2 separate regions of the Homo sapiens genome follow, and region 1 is linked to region 2. Evidence: read pairs that join two places in POLR2A ChIA-PET (ENCODE). Cell type or tissue: PC-3. All regions are shown on one strand. Links, peaks and the distances in the headings refer to the core of each region. The heading gives the core; the rest is flanking DNA.

The links. Peaks named below come from ENCODE experiments on the same cell type or tissue, not always from the same donor. Only the 100,000 strongest peaks of a DNase experiment are listed, where the experiment ranks them.
Region 1: POLR2A ChIA-PET joins it to region 2 with 5 read pairs; 5 of 35 experiments call an interaction of 5 or more read pairs at or near these places.

Annotation. Positions count from the first base shown.
Region 1 is chr1:24,087,963-24,095,172 of GRCh38, reverse strand. It overlaps MYOM3 (myomesin 3), which reads left to right. Exons shown (of 37, transcript NM_152372.4): 9 at 183-320; 10 at 2,065-2,226; 11 at 2,858-2,999; 12 at 4,177-4,376; 13 at 5,055-5,108; 14 at 5,508-5,635. Among named protein-coding and RNA genes, the nearest start is that of MYOM3, 21 kb to the left of the region's middle. RefSeq lists an enhancer at 1,531-2,194. In PC-3, for the core only: no CTCF peak of the experiment used is centred there; no DNase peak of the experiment used is centred there.
Region 2 is chr1:24,015,303-24,022,512 of GRCh38, reverse strand. The region is part of intron 1 of LOC105376863 (a long non-coding RNA gene); the gene reads right to left. Among named protein-coding and RNA genes, the nearest start is that of SRSF10, 39 kb to the right of the region's middle. In PC-3, for the core only: no CTCF peak of the experiment used is centred there; a DNase peak (open chromatin) is centred at 3,502; H3K4me3 peaks cover 492 bases; H3K27ac peaks cover 1,796 bases.

The sequences.
Region 1 (7,210 bases), core at 1,231-6,230, 72 kb before region 2:
CTCTTTGGCTGCTCTGACCACTACCTAGATAAGTCTCTTCCCCTCCTACCCCAAGGCCAGGTCCCCTTCTCCTAGTCAAGACCCAGAAGAGAAGGGATGCCCCAGAAATTTCCTCACTCCTAAGTCCCAGGCCAGGCTGGCTGCCTCAAAAACTTCTGCCCCAAATTTCATTCCCACGCCAGGATCGACGTTTGGCCCCAGCGTGGAATTCACCTCGGTGCTGAAGCCAGTCTTTGCTCGTGAGAAGGAACCCTTCTCCCTGTCATGCTTGTTTTCGGAAGATGTGTTAGATGCTGAGAGCATCCAGTGGTTCCGAGATGGTAAGGACCCCCAGTCCTGGCCCCCAGCCTCCAGAGCTGGCCCCTCCAAAGCTCAACTCAGAGCCAGAGAGGACCCCTAGCGGACAGAGACTCTCCCCAACCAGTACCAACTGTGCTAAAGTGCTGAAGAGGCAGAGGAGAGCGGGAGTGCAGCCAGGTGTGGTCAGATCATGCCACCCCATAAATGGCCACCAAGCATCTGTGGGGTGCCAGGCCCTGGGTTAGGGCTGGGGTAAATGGTAGGGGCAGATGTGCATGAGCCCAGGGGGCTGTGTCCACCTGGGAGGAGGGAGGAAGCCATCAGCACAATTGTAGCCGCTGGCACTGACCAGGCACCTGCTCAGCCATTTGCATGCATCATTACCTCCCTAAGAGTGAGGGAGGGAGGCCAGGCGTGGTGGCTCACACCTGTAATCCTAGCACTCTGGGAGGCTGAGGTGGGTGGATCACCTGAGGTCAAGAGTTCAGGTCTAGCCAACATGGCAAAACCCCATCTTTACTAAAAATACCAAAAATTAGCCAGGCATGTTGGTGGGTGCCTGTAATCTAGCTACTCGGGAGGCTGAGGCAGGAGAATCGCTTGAACCCAGGAGGCAGAGGTCGCAGTGAGCCGAGATGGCACCATTGCACTCCAGCCTGGGGGACAAGAGCAAGACTCCATCTCAAAAAAAAAAAAAAAAAAAAGTGAGTGAGGGCACTCAAAGCAATGGGAACAGAGCCCCAAGATCGGGAGGCAGGAGGGCACCACAAGTGCTCAGGGCAGGCTGCAACAGTTGCATCGGACTTTGCAGAGTCAGGGTGGTGGTGCAGATACAGTTGCTGACCCGTGGGCTGGGAGGCCTCTGGGGATGTCTCAGGCGAGGCCTTGAGAAGCCTGGTCAGAGCCAAGGCAGGAAGACGTGGCCCAGTGAGGGAGGAGGACGACGGCTGGACCTCCTACCCAATCCATGACTAGGCCTATAGCCTAAGGACCCAGAGTACAGTGCCCCTCTGGCACCCCCAGCTCTGAGCCCAGGGAGGCTGCACCTGCTGGGAGCAGGGAGTATGGGAGCCATCAGGATCCCTGACAGCTGCAATAACAAGGCTGAGACGTCTTCCCAAACGTGTAGATCTTCCAGAATGGAGGTGCTGAATGGAGGGCGGATCCTTCACATGGGGCAAAGAGAAGAGCTGGCCCCACAGTGTGGCCTCAAGGCAGGGCCCGCCCCTGAGCCCTGGACTCCACTTCTGAGTCCCCATCCACCTCCTAAGCTCCCATCCCGAGAGCCCTCACTCCCTTACCTGACCCCTGACCCCACGACACGTCCTCCACCCGCCTCACCGAGGCCCCAGCTCTCTCAGTGAGACCCAGGCCCTTTACTGAGCTCCCACCTCCCCCAAACGGGCCCTCCTTCTTTGAGTCCCCTGACCCCATACAGGGACCCATCTCTCTTGCTCCTACTCCCTCAGAGAACCTACAACTCCTCACCTTGTCACTGGCTATGTCCCTAAACCCTCACTCCCTCATTGAGCCCCAGCCCCGCACTGGCCCTTCCCTACTCCCCAAGCCCTCTGCAAAGGAGAGTTCTCCACTGCCTGCCTTGGCAAAGCCCTGGAGGCCACCACCCCCACCCAAGGCCTGAGCTGAGCCTCACCAGCCTCTCTCTCTGCCCAGCCAGGGTCTCCAGACCCCCCAGTTTCTGTGGTTCCCAGGTGAGACCAGGACCCCCCACAAACTCAATGGCCCCCCACTTCCCCTCCACAGGGAGCCTACTGAGGTCCTCGAGACGTCGGAAGATCCTCTACACAGACCGCCAGGCATCCCTGAAGGTGTCCTGCACCTACAAGGAGGACGAGGGGCTCTACATGGTCCGGGTGCCCTCGCCCTTCGGACCCCGGGAACAGAGCACCTACGTGCTTGTGAGAGGTGAGGGCATGGGTGGGCGCAGGGTAGCAGCAGGAGCCCAGAGACCAGGGCTCTGCCCCTTGTTTGCTGTGGAACCTTAGGCAAGGACCCTGCTCTCTTGGGGCCTCAATTTCTCTACCATAAAATCAGGGCTTTGGGTTGGGGTCTCCAAGACTCCCCGTGGCATCCTATGACCCTCCAAAGGGACATGGCCCGAGAGTTAGCCTGGCTGGAGCCAGGGAGGCTGGGAGCTGAGTGTGGGGCTGGAGTGATTCTGGCCACTGCTTAGGGCCTGGGTTCACATCCTGGCTTTGTCACTTCACCAGCTGGGTGACTTTGGGCAGGTCACTCACTCACCTCCAGGAGACTCAGTTTCCCCATCCAAAGAGGGGAAGGCTGCTCTGGGGCTGGAATTAATTATTCCACTTGTTCAGGTACTTGGTGTAAAATGGGCCCCCAAGAAATGGTACTGTCATCCTTCCCTCAGATACTGCTATGGGGGTAGTGGGACTAATATTCAGGCCCCAGTCCTCAAGATCAAAACTGAGCCCCTGGAGGATGGATGAGAAGAGGATGCTGGGCGGGAGTGGGAAGGGCCTGTCACCAAATGGCCACTGACTAGAAGGGCCTCCCTCTCACCCCCGGGTTTCAGATGCCGAGGCCGAGAACCCCGGGGCCCCAGGCTCCCCACTGAACGTCCGATGCCTGGATGTGAACAGAGACTGCCTCATCCTGACTTGGGCCCCGCCCAGTGACACCCGGGGCAACCCCATCACTGCCTACACCATTGAGCGGTGAGTCGACCTCGTGAGTGGCAGAGGCCCTAGGGGTAGAATTCTGTCTGGTGGTGGGAGCCACAGCAAAGAGGAGGCCCCATGTCTGACCTCAGAGAACCCTCACACCCCCGCTCCTCAGAAAAGGACAGGAGACAGGCTGTGCTGTGTCATTTAGGGGCAATGGAGGGGCATCCACACCTCCAAGTCTTTGTCATGCTGATAACTGGAATTCTATGCTGGAGTCGGCCACTGCCCTGTGGACCCTCTAGAGCTGACCCAGAGGGGCAAAACGGGGAGTGCTTGAACCCTGAGCACAGTGAATTCGTGGGCTAGTTTCCTTCCTAATGACAGAGAGAGATGGAATAGCACTGACCCCAAGGGAGGAGGCAAACAGGTAGAGAGGCCAGAACCTCCGGCCTTTTTCCAGTGTGGCCGGCTCTGAAGGCCCAGCTTGAGAAAATAGCTAATGCTGCCACGGACAGGCTCATGACCGTGCTAAGGGCATGCCTCATCTCTTTCCATCCTTCCAATGACCCGTCTCTAAAGGGGAGGGGGACTATCTAATGCCCTCTTCTATAGATGGGGAAACCAAAGTATGTGGGGAGATGACTTTGCTCAAAGACACATTTGTCATTAGTGGTGGAGACAAGACTTGGACCCACATGTGACGACTACCTCAACCAGCTGGTAACAATAAGGGTAACGTGCACTGTCGTACTGCCTGGAACAATGGTACCAAGAGGGTACAGAGAGCCCAGGCTTGGAGGGTCAACCTGGAATGCATGCCAACTTAGGGAGGGGACAAGCTCAGGTAAATCCTAACTGTGTGACCTTGGGCAGGTCTTGTCACTCTCTGAGCCACAGATCCTCCATGTGTGCAGTGAAGGTGACCACACGTGCCCCCTAGGACTGCCAGGGAGATAAAACGAGGGCTGGGTGTGGAGGGCACAGCACAGTCACAGGCTCACGATGATGCCCCATGAAAGGCACTGCTGCTGGTCAGTGTCAGGGATGGTGAAAAGGTCTCCCGGGGGCCCGAGGTTGGAGCCAGGCTCTTCCATTGGAGAGAAGAACTTTAATTGGCAGAGATGAGCTGGGCAGGCTCCCCCAGTCAGAGAAAGGCCCTTGTAGAGGCTCACATTGGGAAGGTGTGCATTGTGGGCAGGGGCTGAAAGGGGGGGCCTGTCTCCAACAGGTGCCAGGGCGAGTCTGGGGAATGGATCGCCTGCCATGAGGCCCCCGGAGGGACTTGTCGGTGCCCAATCCAAGGCCTCGTCGAAGGTCAGAGCTATCGGTTCCGGGTGAGAGCCATCAGCAGGGTAGGCAGCAGCGTCCCCTCCAAGGCCTCAGAGTTGGTTGTCATGGGTGACCATGATGCAGCCCGGAGGAAGACAGGTGGGTACAGAGGTCCTAAGCGACTTTCTAGAACATCAGTCAGGGAACCCTCAGGACTGTCTCACACAGGAGACAATCCAGCCCTCAGGAGCCCCGAGTCTGGTGGAGGAAGCACAGCCCAGCCCTCAGTAAACACTAGTCTGATGAAGGAGACAAAGGCCAGCCCTCGAGAACTTCCAGTCTGATGGAGGAGACACAATCCGGTCCTTAGGAACCCCTAGCCTGAGAAGGAAGATACAGCTAGTCTAATGGGAGAAACCAAACCTGTCCATGGGAGAGACCAGTCTGAGGGAGCACCCTACCCCAGCACCTGTCAGATGTCCTTAAGCTCGAGTGCGGGGACACGGCCTCCTCTCAGCCCTCGGGAGCCACGCTGACTTGGGTGTGCTAGAAGCTCCACCGTGGCAGGGTGCCCAGCGCCAGGCACCTCCCTCCTCCTCTCTGTCTCCACTTGTCCCAAGAGGAAGAGCATGTGCCAGGGCCTGAGAGCAGCAGGGCTCCACTTGGGACTCCTGAGAAAGCTGAGGCCAGAGGGAGGGCACCTGTCTGAGGTTGCACAGCGAGGGCTGCAAGGCCAGGACTGGGACGGGGCAGGACGCAGACCCTGGTGTGGGGTAGCTCCTGGCCTAACTCCTCCTGTGCCACCCCCCACCCTCCCATGCTCCCTTCTCATCCTAGAGATCCCCTTTGATCTGGGAAACAAGATCACCATCAGCACAGACGCTTTTGAAGGTACGCGGGATCCTCCCACACACTGGGCCTCCTGTATAGTTCTCAAAACTCTGGGACATGAGCTGGCAAAGAGGCAGAAGCTGTCCCAGTGCAGGGTGTGGGGGATGAGGGCAGGTGGGGCCTAGTTGGAGGCAGTCAGAGTGCTGGGGTCACTGTGGCCCATCTGGCTGTGGCCCTCCTGGAGGAGGGAACACATTGGGAAAAGTCCTGGCCAGAGCAGTGGGAGACCTGGGTTCTAGCCCCGGCTCTGCCCAGCATTGCTGAGTGACCTGGAGCCAACTACTGCCCCTCTCTGGGGGATGGGTAGGGGTGTAGTTCCCTCTTCCATGGAATGAGGCACTGAGATTAGGGGGTCTCTGAGGGTCCAACCATCTCGGTCCCGGGTGACTCTGATTTCAGATACTGTGACCATCCCCTCACCGCCAACCAATGTCCATGCCAGCGAGATCCGAGAGGCCTATGTGGTTCTGGCCTGGGAGGAGCCCAGCCCCCGGGACAGAGCACCACTGACGTACTCCCTGGAGAAGGTAGGGAACCCCGAGGCCCCAGCCCCAGGCCAGCCTGAGAAACAGATGTGCTGTGGGACCCTGGGCAGTGTCCCCTGGGGAGGCCGTCAGAGAATGAAAGAGAATCCCCTGGCCAGAAGGGCCCAGGCATGGCCCTACACAGAGGCAAGGGGATGGATTGAATAGCCTTTTGCAGCTACCTCTAGCCCTGGAAGCCAGTCACTGCTGGTCGTTCCTGAGGCTGTTCGTGGAAATACACAAAATACAAGACACAGACAACAATGACAATACGATCCACCACTTCCTGGGTACCTCCCTGCCCCCAAGCCAGATGGCATCAGACCACACATTGGGGCCAAGCACTTCTTGGTGGGACTATGTTGGGAGGGAAACAAGGCTGGTACCCTCCAGCCAGGGACAGGCACCAGCAGCACTTGCAGAGCCTATGGTGTGATTAGCACTAGGAGGTGGCTCTCACTGGGGAGTGGGGGCAGGGGAGACCCCGGCGGGGATGAGGCAGGTCTTGTGGAGTGAACTTCACAGTGGAGGGGGGGCAGTATGGCAGAGTAGAAGACAGCATGGTGTCAAAATCTATTCAAATCCTTCCTTGTGCTGTGTGATCCTGAGTGAGTGTCCTAAACTCTCTGAGCCTCAGTTTCCTCCAGCATAGAATAGAGAACCTGCCCTGTGAAGATGAAATAAAACACAGCCCACAGCCAAAGCCAGCAACCCCTGGGATCTGTCAGTGCTTCCCAAGGAGGTGTTCTTGACTATCTCCCTGAAGTCAGAGACTAAGTTTATCTTCTCATTACTTTCTGTGCCCAGCACAATGCCTGGCACAAACTAGGTGGACAGAAAATGTTTAGGGAATAAATGAATTTAAAATTTCCAGGGAGGAATCTCTGGCTCTGATTATCCAAACAGGCCTCTCTTTTCACACTCATGGGTAATCCTTTTTCTCCGACATAGGAAAGCTGTAGATAATTGAGGATTTGTTTCACAAGGTGGTAGTGTATCATGGTGAAGATGTTGGCGTCAGACTGCTTGGGTTCAAATTCTATCTCTGCTACTTACCAGCTGCGTGACCTTGGGCAAGTTACTTAGTTTCTCTGTGCCTCTGTTTCTTCTTCCATAAAATGATAATAATCATACACAGCTTGTAGGGTTAATGTGAGGATCAAATTAATTAGCGCACATAAAGACTTAGAATGGAGCCTGGCACACAGTAGGAGCTCAGCAGTGTTCATGGTTTCTTATGGCAATTTCTTGTCCTACCTGGTCTAGGCCACTGACAGCCAGATGGGCTTGTGGGGGGAAAACCACAGAGCGTGGAATCAGTGGGTCCCCTTGTGCTTCTAGGTCTTAACTCTCTTGCCCAGACTCAGCAGAAAGGGTCTCTGGGTACCTCACTCATCTGTCTCACCCTGGGCTCTCCACCCTCCATCTGCCCAGAGACTCGGGGTTTCTGGCTGCCTTCTGGGTCCCTGATGCTGTGGAGAGTAAACAGGTTCGCAGCCAACCACACCTGAGTGAAGTTTAATACTATATCCACCAGTTATTAGATGCAGGACTTTTGGCCAAGTTACCGAAACTCTC
Region 2 (7,210 bases), core at 906-5,905:
TTTCAAAGGAATGGCTTTCAGGTCTTTGAGAAAGGTAAGTTGTAGGAGATAGACACACATCTCAAAGGGGCAGAGGAAGGAGTCTCAATAGGAAGCCCTTTGCATGAATGCTTTGCAAAAGGGAGGTCAGGGGTCTATGTTAGGTGCTGGCTGCAACAAACAGTTAATTCTTTTGACAGCCCGGAGATTTTACAGACAGGAACTTAAAAGGGGGCTGGATGGTCCCAGAGATGCCACCTTAGGCTGCTAGAAGCCATGCTAGGGCTGGTCAAATCTCTTAGCACAGGAGTTTGGAGTCATTAGGTGAAAAGAGTTCTTGCAGTTCTCACTACCATCACACCAGACCCAGAACCCAACCAGGGCCACTGACCTTGCCCTTGCTATTTGCCTGCCTGCCAACAACCTCTGTTCTTGTCCATGAGCTGCCAACAGCCTCACCAATAATTGCTACTTACATATTTGACTCTGCAGCTCACAGTCTGCTGCTGGCGGAGGAAGGACTCAACTTCCTTCACAGCTTGGACTCCTGGTGCTACAGCTTCATCAACTTTTATGCCTAGATTAGTTTACTTCCCCAGTGCAACCATGAGCCACCACCTGGAGGTCCCAGTTATAGCCACACCCCGTGCAAAGAGCCACTGCCTACATCCCACCCAAGGCCCCACGTCTGAGCCTAGCATGGTGTATTCCTTCTTCTCCATTGTCGCCTCTCTCTCTGGAACACAATTGCACCTACGGTGTGGTTCCATCCCCCACCAAACATGCCCAGGTAAATTTGAACCCCAAGTGAGGGCAAAGCTCACATTTTTCACCTGGTGCTCCTAAACCTGTGTAAATAAACAGTTCTAACCATGCAGCCGGAAGCTATTTTATACTGTTATCTAATGTGGGCTTTGTTCCTGAATCTTTCCGCCCATTTGGGAAGCAGGTAGGACATTTGAAGCTCATTCCCTCAGGAAGTGATGGGGGATACAGCAGAACAAAGAGTCCATTCTTAGCTTTTGAGTTTCAAATAGACCTTTGAAATTTATGCCAGAGAGCATATTTGTGGGGGGAAATAGGGGCAGGAGTTGAATTTTTAAATCTAAAGCCTAGGCCAGGGGCAGTGGCTCACATCTGTAATCCCAGAGCTTTGGGAAGCCAAGGAGAGGATCACTTAAATCCAGGAGTTTTGAGACCAGCCCGGGCAATATAGTGAGACTCTGTTTCTACAAAAAGTAAACAAAAATTCACCAGGCATTTGTGGAGTACCTACAGTCCTAGCTATTTAGGAGGCTGAAGTTGGAGGATCACTTGAGATGGAGAGTTTGAGGCTGCATGAGCCATGATCGCGCCACTGCACTCCAACGGCGACACATTGAGATCCTGACTCATAAAATAAAATAAAATCTGGCGGGGTCCAGTGGCTCATGCCTGTAATCCCAGCACTTTGGGAGGCCGAGGCGAGCGGATCACCTGAGGTCAGGAATTCCAGACCATCCTGGCCAACATTGTGAAACCCCATCTCTACTAAAAATACAAAAATTAACCAGATGTGGTGTCACTCGCCTGAAATTCCAGCTACTCGGGAGGCTGAGGTGGGAGAATTGCTTGAACCCGGGAGGTGGAGGTTGCAGTAAGCCAAGATGGACTCCAGCCTGGGTGACAGAGTGAGGATCCATCTCAAAAAAAATAAAATAAAATAAAATCTAAAGCCTGATAAAAGTTTGTGTCTCAATAAATTCAGCGTGATGAAGTACAGCAATAGCAGCTTCAAGATTGAGAGGAGAGGGGCAAGTTGGGGAGGAGGGAGAGGGTTCTTAGGTGTGTCACTGAGAAGAGGCCCTGTTCCATGTCATGCTAGTTCCCTGGCCCATTCTCAAGGGTAAGAATGATGTCAGACCCCATCAAGTCTCACTGAGGATCCAAGAGCAGAGAAGACCAAAGGCGGATGTTCTGGGAGGCTCCTGCAGCTCAAGCTTTGGGCCCTTTACTTGCACCGGCCTCTTCCAAGGCTCTGGACCTAATTTCATATTAATGGCTTTTATTTTCTTTAGAGAAGACCCCTAGAACTGCTTCAGGATCTGCCCCTGAAGAGGCCCTCAGCCTCACTTTCTCAGAAAGAAGCCCAGGACACTAGCCTGTTGGACGTAAGACCACAAGGAGCAAAAACATACCCTGGCTGAGGCCCCAGATCAACCAGCTCCCAGCCAAACCCCCAGCCGACTGCAGTTGCAAGTGGTCTCGGCCAAGACCAGGAGAAGAACCATCCATCCCACCTCAAATAGCTGACCCACAGAATCATAAACAAATAAGACAGTGTTGTCATAAGCCACTAAATCCAAGAGTGTTTTGTTATACAGAAATAGATAACTGATGCAGTGAATTTGGACAAGTCATCAAAAAAAAAAAAGAATTTTTGGATGAGTCACTTTATTCACTCAAAATAATATTTACTGGGAAAAAAAGTGAAGGGCGGAAGAATACGCCACCCCAAAATATGCTATTTTGGCTTAAGAATTATTTTGAGTTAAAGGCATGAACACTGACATTTTTTCTTTCTGAAAGCAAATTCCCAGTGACAGTTGTTCTTTCAGGACAGGTGCAGTGGCTCACACCTGTAATCCCAACACTTTGGGAAGCCAAGGCAGGAGGATTGTTTGAGTCCAGGAGTTCAAGACCAGCCTCGGCAACATGGTGAAACCCCGTCTCTATTAAAAATACAAAAATTAGCTGGGCGTGGTGGCACATGCCTATCATCCCAGCCACAAGGGAGGCTGAGACACAAGAACTGCTTGAACCCAGGAGGCAGAGGTTGCAGCGAGCCAAGATTGTACCACTGCACTCCAGCCTGGGCCACACAACAAGACTTCATCTCAAAAAAAAAAAAAAAAGCTGGACACAGTGGCTCACACCTATAATCCCAGCACTTTGGGGTGCTGAGGCGGGCAGATCACTTGAGGTCAGGAGTTCGAGACCAGCCTGGCTCTCATGGTGAAACCCCATCTCTACTAAAAAAATACAAAAATGAGCTGGGCATGGTGGCGGGCACCTGTAATCCCAACTACTCGGGAGGCTGAGGAAGGAGAATCACTTGAACCTCGGAGGCAGAGGTTGCAGTGAGCTGAGATCGCACCACTGAACTCCGGCCTGGATGACAAGAGCGAGACTCCATCTCGAAAAAAAAAGAAAAAAAAATATCTTATGTTAGCAGGGCTCTCAAAGGCAAGCACTGAATATAACAACTGGAATGGAAAAACTGAAAGAAGCTCTTCTAGTACCTAAGCAAAGCCATCCTCAATCCTAAAGCTGGGGGGCCCTGGAGTACCCTCCCGAGAAGTCTTTCTTACCCAGGATTCAGTGTACACAAATTGAAAGACTGAGGGAATGAGTAGGTTTCCTAACTCAGTTCTCCATGCCAAAGTTCATCCTCCTACGGGCTGAGAGCAGGGTAGAACTATTTCAGGCCCAACGTCAACATCCTTGAGAAATTCTTATCTGGAAAGAGTGGGGAGGTCGCCATGGCAACCTGTCCCAGGCCCAGCCCTGGCACAGCTCCAAGGCACACAAATAAAACCATTGGAATGTGGTGCAGGGCTCAGGGCGGGATAACTAGAAAGTTGCCAAGTTTCCATGAAAACCAACAATGTGAGGCCTCAGCCTCTGGAAGATGTCAGTAGGGAAGCTTGGGTCCCCACAGGGTCTACCCATGGAAATATAACACATTCCTAAATAGCACATATGTGCGCGCACACAGCATCACACGCACACAGCCTGCTTGGACGACAGCGACACTGCTTCTTGAAAAAGAGCCTTGTTGAAAGGAGAGCACTGGCCTTAGAGCCAGACAGAGATTCCAGTACCCGCCCTGTCAATTCCTGGGAACCCCAGGTCAGTTTCTGAACAAGTTATCCTCGTGGCCACCTCCCTTGCCTTCTCCATGTCTTTGTTCCAAGGTCATCTCCATGAGACATTTCCTGGTTACTTTAATTATTTATGTATTTATTCTATTTATTTATTTATTTATTTTTCTTGAGATGGAGTCTCGCTCTGTCGCCCAGGCTGGAGTGCAATGGCACGATCTCGGCTCACTGCAACCTCCACCTCCAAGGTTCAAGCGATTCTCCTGCCTCAGCCTCCCAAGTAGCTAGGATTACAGGCATGTGCCACCATGCCCAGCTAATTTTGTATTTTTAGTAGAGGTGGAGTTTCACCATGTTGGCCAGGCTGATTTTGAACTCCTGACCTCAGATGATCCACCTGCCTTGGCCTCCCAAAGTGCTGGGATTACAGGCATGAGCCACCTTGCCCAGCCGCCCTAGTCACTTTAAATCAAATTGCAGGCTGGGCACAGTGGCTCACGCCTGTAATCCCAGCACTTTAGGAGGCCAAGGCGGGTGGATTGCTTGAGGTCAGGAGTTCAAGACCAGCCTGACCAACATGGTGAAACCCCGTCTCTACTAAAAGTACAAAAGTTAGCCGAGCATGGTGGTGCATGCCTGTAATCCTAGCTACTTGGGAAGCTGAGCAGGAGAATTGCTTGAACCTGGGAGGCTAAGGTTGCAGTGAGCCGAGATCATGCCACTGCACTCCAGCCTGGGTGACAGAGCAAGACTCTGTCTCAAAAAAAAAAAAAAAAAAAAAAAAAAAAACCAGAAAGAAATCAAATTGCAGCCTCACGCATCCCCCACGCTCCTACTCTTCTTTATTTTTCTCCATGCTCTTAGCACCACCTGACATGCTCTATATTTTACTTCCTTAACTTATTTATTACCTTGTTAATGTCACTTCCACAGGGACAGGGATTTTTGTCCCTTTTGCCCATGCTCTACCTCCAGCACCTAGAAAATACCTGGCATGTAGTAGGTGCACAAGGAAGATTGTTGAGTAAATGCATGTAGTTTTGTCATTAGCAAAATAGGAGTCATTCTACCACCATAGGGTTAATGTGAGGGTTGAAGGAGATGCTATGGCATTAGTGCCCAGTCCTTAGCAGGGGTACCAGTGTCACTTCTGGTTACATCCTGCATTTGGTGAGGTCCCCTCATCACCTTCCTGTAGTACTTAGATCACATTTAAGAACAATTTTCATGGTATCTTACTTTCTGCCTGGGAAGGGGTATACCTGACCCCTGAGCCCAAGAATTTATCTGTGTCCTCGTCCTGCAAAACCACTAGACATTAAGCTAGGTGCGGTGGCTCACACCTGTAATCCCAGCACTTTGGGAGGCTGAGGCAGGCGGATCACTTGAGGTCAGGAGTTCGAGACCAGCCTGGCCAACATGATGAAACCCCATTTCTACTAAAAATACAAAAATTAGCCAGGCATGGTGGTGGGCACCTGAAATCCCAGCTCCCCGGAAGGCTGAGGCAGGAGAATCACTTGAACCCAGGAGGCAGAGGTTGCGGTGAGCCACGATGGCACCATTGCACTCCAGCCTGGGCGACAGAGCAAGACCCTGTCTCAAAAAAACAAACAAATAAAACCACTAGACATTAAAGACAGCAGAATCAGAGATTCAGTCCACAGAGAATTTTGCTCTAAATATTTGTTAGGAGTCTGTGTAAATAAACTAACTCATTAATAGGAAAGCACATCTCCAAAAATATAAAGATTTGAACAAGCAGGAAATGTTTCACCAGTAAACAGAAAGAACAGATCATTTCTTGCATCCTTAACACATAACAGGTGGTGTATTAGGCACCTGACATGTCTTCTGTCATTTCCGTCTGTGTCAACCTTATAAGGAAGGTATTTAAGAATGAAGAAACTGGACAGGTGCGGTAGCTCACACCTGTAATCCTAGCACTTTGGGAGGCCGAAGCGGGTGGATTACTTGAGGTCAGGAGTTCAAAACCAGCCCGGCCAACATGGTGAAACCCCATCTCTAGTAAAAATACAAAAAAATTAGCCAGGCGTGGTGGCAGGCGCCTGTAATCCCAGCTACTTGGGAGGCTGAGGCAGGAGAATTGCTTGAACCTGGGAGACAGAGGTTGCAGTAAGCCAAGATTGTGCCACTGCACTCCAGCCTGGGCAACAGAGCAAGACTCTGTCTCAAAAAAAAAAAAGAAAAAAGGAATGAAGAACCGAGGCCTAGGTTAGGAAACTGGCCTGAAGTATCACAGCAGTAAGCAGTGCAGCAGGAGTTGAACCCAGAATCAATCAAGCTCCGAAGCTTGTGTTCTTCCTGTTGTCCCACCCACCTCTTTGAAAATTCATTTAATAAAAGGCCTCTCTGCCAAACTAAGGAGTTTGGATGTATTCTGTAAAATACATTCTAGATGCAATGCAATTCTAAAAATAAAAAAAGCAACTGAGGTGTAAGTATTTGGGATCTACTAAGGAAGGAGGAATTATTTCTTCCTGAGATAAATCAGAAAAGCTACGGAGAGGAGGTGGCACTTCCTCCCAGCCTAAATGCTTTAGGGACTCGTATTCCATTAACTCATCTTTCCAGAGTTCATCGCTGGCTTTTGGTTCTAACACATGACCATGAACAGCACTCTCTACTTATATGAGTTTTCCATCTTGTCATATTTTCAGCAGGTCATTCCTTTGGGATCCTTTATTTTTATTTATAGCCTTTTGCATCATCTGACTGCAAGAGTTTCGCATGTTCTGGCAACAGCCAGTATCTGGGGGATGGGAGTCTCCAAGCACTACAAATTTTTAAGAAAGAGGATATATGAATTTAAGGTAGCTTAAACTCTTCTAGAACATATAAAAAGATTAAGGAATAATGCCTTATAAATTTAATATAAATAAAATTAATATAATATAAATAAAATAGCATATAAATTATATATAATAAAATATAAATTTTATTTAATAAAAATAAAATTAATATAAATAAAATTTAATTTTAAAAATTAAAAAAAAAAAAGAAAGAGGGTATGGAAGTTTCTCCAGAACAGAAACCTGCAAAGTCTAAAATCAAGGGCTATATCTAAGCAGTGTGCTGGAGTCTGCTTGAATCAACCCTTATGTTGAGTTACTTCAGGTAGCTTGAAATTAGACAAGGTAGAGTTATTTACACCACAGAAATCGACAAATGCTATAAATCAAGATCTTTTTTTTCCCTCCTATGGAGCCAGTTGTTAAACATTTACCAGCACATAACTGGCTATACCAGGTCTCCTGAAGCCCTGTCTATTATAAAACAGCAGAAAGAATCCTGGATTTGAAGTCAGGAAACTTGAGTTTTAGCCTGGTGTCATTATTAACACACTG